2 separate regions of the Homo sapiens genome follow, and region 2 is linked to region 1. Evidence: read pairs that join two places in POLR2A ChIA-PET (ENCODE). Cell type or tissue: MCF 10A. All regions are shown on one strand. Each heading gives the region's core, and the rest is flanking DNA. Links, peaks and the distances in the headings are about the cores only. Region 1 has its middle 31 kb from the start of LINC01622. Region 2 has its middle 41 kb from the start of FOXQ1.

The links. Peaks named below come from ENCODE experiments on the same cell type or tissue, not always from the same donor. Only the 100,000 strongest peaks of a DNase experiment are listed, where the experiment ranks them.
Region 2: POLR2A ChIA-PET joins it to region 1 with 5 read pairs; 1 of 35 experiments calls an interaction of 5 or more read pairs at or near these places.

The regions. Positions count from the first base shown.
Region 1 is chr6:1,129,655-1,135,038 of GRCh38, forward strand. No RefSeq gene overlaps it. Among named protein-coding and RNA genes, the nearest start is that of LINC01622, 31 kb to the left of the region's middle. In MCF 10A, for the core only: no CTCF peak of the experiment used is centred there; a DNase peak (open chromatin) is centred at 2,217.
Region 2 is chr6:1,268,101-1,273,484 of GRCh38, forward strand. No RefSeq gene overlaps it. Among named protein-coding and RNA genes, the nearest start is that of FOXQ1, 41 kb to the right of the region's middle. In MCF 10A, for the core only: no CTCF peak of the experiment used is centred there; a DNase peak (open chromatin) is centred at 3,141.

The DNA.
Region 1 (5,384 bases), core at 133-5,132:
ATGCCACTTTAGGTGCACCCCTGGCTCCTGAAGCTCACAGTCCTGGCCGAGACGCCCAGTTTCCTTCTTCTTTTCTCAATTTTTTATTTCATAATAGGATTCCTGGCCAGGTACAGAGTCTCACGCCTGTAATCCCAGCACCTTGTGAGGTCAAGGCAGGAGGATTGCTTGAGCTCAGGAGTTCAAGACCATCCTGGGCAATATAGTGAGACCCTGTCTCTACAAAAACAAAATTAAAAGAAAAAATTAGCCAAGTGTGGTGGTACATGCCTGTGGTTCCAGCTACTTGAGAGGCTAAGGTGGGAGGATCTCTTGAGCCCAGGAGTTCAAGGCTGTGGTGAGCCCTGATCACACTGCACTCCAGCCTGCACAACAGAGCAAGGCCTTGCCTCCAAAAATATATATAATAATAAAATAACAAAAAAAATGCCAGAGAATGGCACGCACAGATTGCCTTCAGCATTGAGTGTTCACGTCCCGGAATTCACTGAAACATGGGAACCTAGGAGTGACCTGAGGAGCCCAGCCTTTCCAAAATGGAAATGCAGCTGGCGACATGAAGAACAGAAACACCAACTGCATGGGGCCTGGAAAGGCATCTCCCCTTTACTCCACCATCATCACAGCTTTCCCGAGGAGAGAGGGAATGGTTGAGGCCATTTGACTATTGTTTTTCACCAGGACCACCTCCCACCCGATGGAGGCCACAGGCTCAGCTGACGTCCTAACTATTGACGGTCATCTTTGACACACACATCATATGTGGTGGGTCAGCTGTGGAAGTAGGGGTGGAAGTAGGGATTTCTTGTAAGACATGCCCTGGCAGCTCCCAAAGAAACAAAGGGCAAATGCTGCTTTCTCCGGAGTTGTGGAGAAGCATCTTCAAGCCTGTAGCCCTCTCCTGAAGCCAGATGAAGGACAGGTGTTCCAACCGCATGTTTTTATGACGCTGAGTTTGGATCTGTTTTTCTCCAGACTCACACTGAAACCCTTCCTCCAAGGGCTCTCAGCCCAACAAGATACTGGAAAAGAGGTTTGAACCCAGCTCCTCTAGTTCCCTATTGGCCTAACTGTTTAGTCAGAGCTGCCAGCACCATCGTTTCTGGAAGGAGCTCCTGGTGGTGAGGCTGTGCTAGAACCTGGAGAGAAGGGGCCCTTTGCCTCACCAGCAACACAGCTTGAATCCCAGCAGATGAAGGAGATCCATGCAGTCATCACCGGGTGTTCTCTGCAGCCTCGGTGACCCTCAGGGGAGCTTCCCGGAAAGGCAGGCGCTGCCCTGGAGCCTCTTTAGCAGGAGCTGAGCACGTCAAGTCTCAAGTGTGAGCTTTAAGTTTGGCCTGAGCTATTCAGCTGTAGCCACTTAAACAGAGAAAAACCTGACAACTCGTCACTAAGGCAATAAGTCAAAAAGCAACTTTTGTAAAAACCTAGTGACATAAATGCTCTACAGGGCAAATCAGATACTGCGGCAAATACAGAAGTAAGGCCCACAGCTACTGCCCAGAGCAAGCTCTCCTACACCTGCTAAGCCCCCTCACCCAACCCTCTGAGGCGGGGCCAAAACCTGTGGCCAGACCCAGGAATTCTGGTCGTTCCTTGATGGAGGCCAGAGACCTGGCCAAGGTCGTTAGAGTAGACTCCGTGGAAGCACAGAGTAGAATCTAAAAGCAACTTAGATTTGGATCTTCGGGAACAAGTAAGTGCACCTCAGATCTGGACATAAGCCCTTTCTGGTAGCACTGTTTTCTAGAAAGAAGACTGTACTAAAGTTCTGGATAACTCTCTCCCTGCCCCCAGTGACGTCTCAGAGCAGCCTCATGGACTGACTTGACCAGGCTCCCAGGCCCCCTGCCTCCAGCCCAGCTGTCCTTCCCTCTGTCCCCAGGGCTCAGTGTCTCTCTTTCTCTCTCTCCTTCTTTCTCTCTCTCCAACTGTTGTTTCCTGCTCTTCTACTTTCTCCATCTTCCTCCCTCTCATCTTTCCTTCTCTCTTATCTCTCTCTTCCTTTCACTCTCTATCTTTTTGGCTCTCTCCTGCCTATCCTCCCTTCCCTCTCCTCCTCTCTATCTCTTCATCTCTCTCTCCTCTCCCGTCTCTGTCCGTGTGTGTGTGTCTCTCTCTCCCCAACTCACGTTTCTCCCCTCCCCCACCCTGCTCCTAGTTAATGTTTCCAGTTAATTGACGTGTTGTTGGCCTCTCAGATTGGCATGATTCAACAGCCCTTCCTGGGGCTCACATGACAGGTCCTGCATGTTAGTCACAGAGCACTAAGAATGCCCCAGAGGAGTGGAGACCACAGACAGGATTATTCTCAGCTCTGACATGCACGGCATAGCACTCAGCACTAAATAAACTTGGGAAGTGTTCACAGTGCCGCAGTGTGTATATAGCACTGCAGCCTCCAGGCCAGAATAATTACACATGGACTTACAGTTTAGTTTACATTTAGAATACAGAAGGGACAAAATTCTTGCCTTAAGATCTATTTTCAGTGTTGACTTAGATTGAGACTTATGAGAGATGTGTCTAGGGCAGGGGGGTGCGTGCATGTTCACAGAGACCTAGAGGACCTACCTGGCCTCTGAAATGTTCTCACCTCAACCCTAAATGTACACCTGCTTCTACAATTAGAAGTTCATCACTTGGGCTTAAAAATTAAACGTAAGGGTGTGGGTGGGGGGCAAGGACGGCCTATCTCCCACCAAGATGTAAAAACTCCTATTTCATCAAACGCTTCTTTTTCAGAATAAAAGCATCCCCCTGATCTTTTACTGAGATTTGCTTTTTCCAGCAATGTCAGCAGTCAGGCCTGCACACTTCATGCGTGAGACAACAGGCTCCATAAGGGGGGAGTGGGCAGTCCAAGGCCAGCAGGTTTAGGGAAAGCAGGTCTCCTGACACCCCCAGCAGGCATTTTCCATCATAGCACATTGCACGTGGATTTGATAGCTCAATCAAAACATGCCATAGAAAAGATACAATTTATAAACGATAATGCCTAGAAGTAGATTCCTGAGGTAGGAATATCACTAAAATTTGATAGTTCAAAAGAGTGCAAAGGACTTCCAGGTTCTGGTAGCAGAATAGCAGCTCCTATCAGACTAAATCTCTTGGAAGTAACAGCTATAAACACTAGTCAAAATATTTTTAAAAAACAACTATCTGGAGGCACTGGAGAGAAGCAGGCAGAAGTAAGGGGAGTCCACACTTGGAGGAAGGCACCACACTAGAGAGACAGTGTTTGGAGTTTCCGTCCAGTTTAGTTAACTGTCTGCTAAAATGGAAATTCAATACTCTGCAGAGAAATATACCATAATTCAGAACCTCTACAGCAAATCATTTGCAACATCCAGAACAGGATCCAAAATCAGATATTCGAAGAAACTGAAGGGGAGTTTCAATGAAGATTGACCCAGAATCACCTAGATGTTGTAATGAACAGATAAGGATTTTTAAGCTCAGCTCTGGGACATAAAGGAAATTATACTTGTAATTAATGAACAACTAGGAAAGCACAGCCAAATGGAAATTCTAGATCTGAAAATACAATATCTAAAATGAAAATTTTACTAAATGGGCATAACGGGAGAGTGCAGAGGTCAAAAGAAAGATTCAGTGAACTTGGACTTCAATCTATAGAAATTAACCAATTTGAAGAGCAAAGAGAAAAAGGGATAAAAAGAAAGCGAGCGAAGAAGCCTCAGCAACCAAACCAAAAGCTCTCAAATAGATGCAGTGCGTGCGATTAGGGTTCTAGAAGAATGTTTGAAAAGTCGTGGCCAAATATTTTCCAAATTTGCTGAGAAAGAAATTCACATATTCAAGAAGCTCAAAAGAGTACAAAAACTTTAGAGGGATAATTTATAGAACACCCATATTAAATACTTATTAATACTTCTTTCTTGGTGTATCACTAGAACAGACGATTCTGTGACTGCCTCAATGTATTACTGCTTCTAATTAGACTTGAGGTTATCACAGAAACCAACTTTCCCTCACATTCTCATCCTTTTTCTTGTTCTTATAGAATATGATCAGAACACTTTCTTTTAGAGTATAGCTGTTCCTAAATTATTTTCATTTAACATATAAGAATGTTTAAGTCTATATTTTTAATTGATACATCATAATTGTACATATTTTGGGGGTACAATGTGATATTTTGATACATGTATACAATGTATAATGATCAAATCAGGGTAATTAGCAGTTTGTCACCTCAAATCTTTATCATTTATTTGTGTTTGTAACATTCGAAATCCTCTCTTCTAGCTATTTGAAAAAATACAATAAATGGTTGTTTACTATAGTTACCCTACAGTGCTGCAGAACACTAGAACTTATTCCTCCTCCCTAGCTGTAATTTTGTATTAATTAACCAACTTCTCCCTATCCAATCTCTGCTGCTACCCGTCCTAGCCTCCAGTAACCACTAGTCTACTCTCTGCTCCTAGACATTTTTGTTGTGTTTTTTTTTTTTGAGACAGTCTTACTCTGTCACCAGGCTGGAGTGTGGTGGCGCGATCTTGGCTCACTGCAACCTCCGCCTCCCGGGTTCAAGCAATTATCCTGCCTCCGCCTCCTGAGTAGCTGGGATTACAGGCACACGCCACCATGCCCGGCTAATTTTTGTATTTTTAGTAGAGACAGGGTTTCCCCATATTGGTCAGGCTGGTCTCGAACTCCTGACTCGTGATCCACCTGCCTCGGTCTCCCAAAGTGCTGGGATTACAGGCATGAGCCACCGTGCCCGGCCTACTTTCAAATTTTTAAGCTTCCACATATGAATGAGAACATGCTGTATTTGTCTTTCTGTGTCTGCCCTATTTTACTTAACATAATGTCCTCCAAGCTCATCCATTTTGGCATAAATGACTGGATTTGTGTTTTTTGGTGAATAGTATTCCATTGTATATATGTACCATGTACCACATTTTCTTTATTCATCTGTTACAGTCATTTAGGTTGATTTCATGTGTTGGCTATTGTGAATACTGCTGCAATAAACACATAAGTGCAAATGTCTCCTCAACATATTGATTTCCTTTCCCTTGGATTGAAAAGAAATCCAAATCCATACTGGGCATATACCCAGTAGAGGGATTGCTGGATCATCTGGTAGTCCTATTTATAGCTTTTTAAGGGACCTCCATACTGTTTCTCATAATGTTTTCCTTTTTCTCTACATCTTCACCAGCATTTGTTACTTTTTGTCTTTTTGTTATCCTAACTGGGGTGAGATGATATTTTACTGTGGTTTTAATTTGAATTTCCTTGGTGATTAGTGATGTTGAGTATTTTTTCATATACTTATTGGCTATTTGTACATCTTCTTCTGAGAAGTGTCTATGTGGCTCCTTTGCCCATATTTTAAGCAGATT
Region 2 (5,384 bases), core at 132-5,131, 140 kb after region 1:
TTTGGGAGGCCAAGGTGGGAGGATCGCTTGAGCCCAGAAGTTCGAGACTAGCCTGGGCAACATAGTGAAACCCTGTCTCTACAAAAAAAAAAAAAAAAAAATTAAAAATTAGCTGGGTGTGGTGGTGCACACCTATTGTCCCAGCTACTTGGGAAGCTGAGGCAAGAGGATCACTTGAGCCCAGGAGTTCAAGGCTGCAGTGAGCTATGATAATGCCACTGCACTTCAGCCTGGACAACAGAGCAAGACCATGTCTCTGGAAAAAAAAGAACAAAAGGCTGGGCTGGTTTAAAAGTGAGCTTCTCACCGAGCCCTTCCCAGAGGACTCTCCTCATCTGGGCCTTCCTTGGTCATGCTAATCACATTGCATTGTAACTGTTGGCTAATCGGCTTGCTCCACTGGAATTTGAAGTTCTTTGATAGAGGGAATGTCTTTCATCTCTGTATCCGCAGTCTGACGCCTGGTGCTATAGATGCTAAGTAAATAAACGGTGCTGGACTTGGACCTGAATCGATCCATCACCGAGTATGTGTTGAGTGTCTATCTACAGCCCTGCTATGGGAAATGAAGACATGCTTGTTTTCCCTAAAGAGCTTATAGCTTTGTTGGAGAAGCACTGCATAGGATACTATATCAGGCAAGAGAGGACACATTTGGATGACAGTTGCACACTATAGACAAATTTCTCAAGTAACCCAGAAGAGATGGGATGGGAGCTCTTTTCCTGAAGGTAGCTGTATGGAACACTGATGAGGATCTTGAGCATTTGGGAGCCCAAAAGAGGGACAGGCTTGGATTGAGAGGGAAAGTAATGGGGAAAGGAACTCCATGAACTGCAGGACATGGAATGCAGCATTGTGAGCCTAATTTTGAACATTTAGTCCTGTGTTAAAAGGCTTGCTAGTAAAAAGCTTGTTTACTTATTAGTAAAAGGTTTTACTAACTACATGAGCTTAGGTAAGCTGGGTGGAGGCTCCCTGCCTCCATTTCCTCTATAAAGTGGGACAATGATAGTAACAACCTCAATTTGTTTGTATGAGAATGAAATGGGACACTGCACAGGCACCCTTAGCATGCGCTGTGGACAGAGCTCTCTTCCTTACTAGCTGGTAGTATGCGCCAAGAGGGGATGAGCCCAGCCTATCTGTGGGAGAGTCATCAGGGCTTTTTGAGCATTGGTGCCCACCAAGAAGTGTGATGGGCCTGGATTATGAAGGGCTTCAAAAATTGGCAGATGAACTTCAACATGACGGGGAAGAAACAGGAAACCCTGGGAGGTATTCCCCTTGCCCCACTGAGGGTAGGGAGCTCAAGCCAGCATGGTCCAGGCTCTCCTCCCCTCATTCCTGACCAGGTTTAATGCGTTCCTACCTAGCTCACCAACATATCCAATGGGAGTTCCCACAAATTAAACGTTTTTCGCTAAGCCTGTGGTGCTTTGATTACTAAGTGGGGTTTTGTTTTGTTTCCATTAACAAAGAGTGACTCAAATAGCCTAAAATAATAAAATCTTTTCTCATCTCTGACTTTGACTCCTTAACCTCAGCACAAATCACAAGACCCTTCTCAATTTTCTCATCTTCAACATATAAATGATGCCAGCGCCTCCCAGGGCATTAGAAGGATTAGCATCTGTCAAAAATACTGGAAACCTTGGGACCTATGGCCCGAGAAGAGCTTTAGCAAGTATTTTATTTTTAAAAAAGAGCCTAAACAGGCTGACTCCCTCTGCATCTTGCTACTTCTGAGGTCTATGCAGTTCTGCACTTTTCTCTTTTCTATTGTTATGTATTTGATTATCCCTTACAGAGTGGGGTGGTTTTCCTGCTAAACACCATCGTGTATGCAGTTATTTTCCTCCCCTCAGCTCCCCACAGTATTCCTCTGCTGTTCCAAATGTCCATGATTCTTTCAAATCATGGAAACTAAGATCCTGTCTGTCACTAGCTCTCAAAAAGTTTTAATTTCTACCTGCATGGGTGGTAGTCTGCAACCAGCTCCTGTGGGCTCAGGAGAGCCAACTGTTACATTTTCAAGAATCTGTGCACTGGTTGTGGACAGTCACTTGAGATCACCCGTGCATGCATGGGAACATTTACACCATGAAAAATGTCACATGCTACAAATCAGGGCCTGGTTTGTTGTTTTGTCAATTGTCTAGACATAAGATAGTGATAAAGTGTTAATAGATTAAGCTATTAAAATAATAGATTGGAGACTGAATTTTAAAATGTATCTTGTCTGGGGACATCACATTGTGAATAGCACAAAATAGCTAAGGAGATATTCCTCCAGAATTTGAAAGCCACTGTTGAATTCTGCAAAGAGGCTGTTCATATCGTGTCTTCATTGTTTCACCTTCATCTCACTTGCTAACTGAAGAACACTTGAACATGCACTGACTTCCTGAGGGCCACCAGGCATTTAGGGAGATGCCCAGTGAGAGGAAGGCAGCCTTGTGTCCCTTATAATGAGACCCTTCTCTGAAATTATTAAATAATCTACCTTGCAGTAAAAACTGCTGATTCTTCGTGGAGGTCTCTTCAAATACAATGATCTGTGAAAATTCTGCCTACAGAATTTTAAGAAAAACCAAGAGTACCAATTAACTAAAAAATTTATATAAAATTAATGATGAAAACAATGACCATTAACAAACATTAATAAACAAAATATCAACCAACATTCACACGGGAACCACGTGCTGGGAGACATTTGGTGACCATTTACCAGCACGCCACTGCATCTGTTGCCTTTGGGTCCTAGGGCAGAATTCCTTGGGGAAGGATGGCATTGTTCATTTCACTCCTGTGGGGCCGGCCCTCCTCAGCATGCATGCCCAGAGCTGACCCTTCCCCTGGCCACAGACCCAACCTCTAGGCATAAGATTAAACCTGGCATTTCAAGAAGCAAATGGGGCCCCTGAAGATCTCTTGTGGGTACCATCAACTGCTGCCTTCTCTGCTCACAGGCTTTGGAATTTGAGAATTTCCCAACAGTGAGATGCCTCTGAAATTATGAAATGAATAGGAATACATCTTAAGCAAGTAATATATAAATAATGGGAAGGAAAACATTCCCTCAGGCTGGGCATTATCAAATATTTAAGACAAACTTTAACGACAGTCAACTTGGCCTCATTTTTCTATGTGCTCTGTCTGACACATTCAGAAAACTTGCACCTGGGCACAAAGTTGTTCGTCCAAACTCACTGCCCCTGTTATTGGCTAACTGGAAGGGCTAGGATCCAGCCGTGCTTGGAATTAGGCAATTGCCATTGTAATTCCTTTACTAAGAACAATGACCATTTTACATCGCACTTAGAGTTTTTCAGGTAGGTTATAGGCAGCATGTATTTATTCTTTTCAATAACCTCACACATCACGCCCTTTTTACAGATGATGAATGGAACAAAGAGAGCACTGAGCCAAAGCGGAGGCTGTCTAGTCAAGGTCTCCACCTGCCGCGGGACTGGGGAGAACGGTGTGGCCTCAAGGTCTCCACCTGCCGTGGGACTGGGGAGAACGGTGTGACCTCAAGCATATAGCACCATAGCACTCCTGGGCTGAAAGCCAGCAGCAGCCCCCACTGTCCATTAGATGAAGTCCAAATTCTTTAGCAAGACATATGAGCAGTTCCTCATCAGATGCAAAATCTACTTCACTTGTCTCATTTCCCACTCTTTCCCATTTTCCTAAAAGCACTGGGCTCCAGCCACACAACTCTATGCTATTCCCCGTATACAACTTACTCAAATGCACCACCAAGTTTTGCAGATGGCCCTTGGCCAGACGCCCTCCTCCTTCCTCATTTTGAAAACATTCACTTAACTGAGCTCAGCTGTCATGACTCCAGAATGATCTCCCCTAAGGTCTTCAGGTAAAGTGGGTCACTACAATACAGGTACAGCAAGGCAAAATTGTCTCCCATATTACAGTTGGCCCTCCATATCCATGGGTTCTGCATCTATGGATTCAACCATCCACAGACAGAAAATATTTTTTGATTGCTTCTGTATTGAACTTGTACAGACCTTTATTTCTTGTCATTATTCACTGAACAATACAACAACTGTTTACCTAGCCTTTACATGTATTAGTTATTCTAAATAATCTAGAGATGATTTAAAGTACACAGGAGGGTGTTTCTAGGTTATATGCAAATACCATGCCATTTTATATCAGGGACTTGAGCATCCATGGATTTTGGCATCCAAACAGGTTCCTGGAACCAATCCCCCTGTAAGGAACATGGTTGTACTTTGGTCAAGGATAGGCAGAGATAAACATCCAGAATGACTCCACGAGTTTAGAGTGCAGGTGCATAATTCCACTTGCTATCACAGCCATGTAGCCATAACACGGGAAGGCTCATCATTTGACTCTAAGCCACTATTGCCTGTAAAAAGTATAATTGTCCTGCTGACACTGTACAGATGCTCACACCCAGAGAAAGGAAGAGGGCCAAAGCTGTCCATCTTGCAGACGGACAGGAGGGAGCCAGGACACAGCTCGGCTTGCTTGTGCCCAGAGAGAGAAAGAGTGAAGCTGCTGAACCCGAAGGCAGGGGAGAGCCAGCCACACAGTTGTGGGTGGGAGCCACTGGACTAAGCAGCCAAGACAGGGTGAACAGTGTAGGAAAGCTGCTGATGAGAGGACAAAGTAAAAGAGCTAATATAAGTAAGCTGTTTATGAGAGCTGCTGCTGAATAAAACCACATTGCACTTGCCTACAGCCCCCCAAGTGTTCTTTCAGCTATCTACTCATCGACTCACTCCCTCCGGACCTCAGCATGGGCTGAAACCTGACCCCAAGGGTGATATTTGGTGTAGTCATGGACCTGACACCCCACAGACACTGAAGGATGACTGTATATTATTATTGGGTTATTCCTTATATGTTCATCTTTGCAATTAGACTATGAACTGATCTAACGTGGAAATGGTTTCTCACTCATCTTTGTATCTTCCCCTGCCTCTGAGAACCAGGTATGTGCTCAAAACTGCCTGTGGGCATTGCAATAGCAAAGATATGGAATCAATATAGGTGTCCATCAATGGATGAGTGGATAAAGAAAATGTGGTGTATATACACAATGGAGTACTACTCAGTCATAAATGAGAATGAAATCCCATCATTTGCCACAACATGGAACTGGAGGTCATTAGTTAAGTGAAATAAACCAGGCACAGAAAGACAAATATTGCGTCCACCATTCATAAATGGGAGCTTAAAAAGTTGATCTCACAGAAGCAGAGAGTAGAATGATGGTTACCAGAGGCTGGGAATGGTGTGTAGGTGAGGGGTAGAAATGAAGAGAGGTTGGTGAATGGCTTCAAACACTCAGTTCCATAGAAGAACTAAATTCTGATTTTCAATAGCAG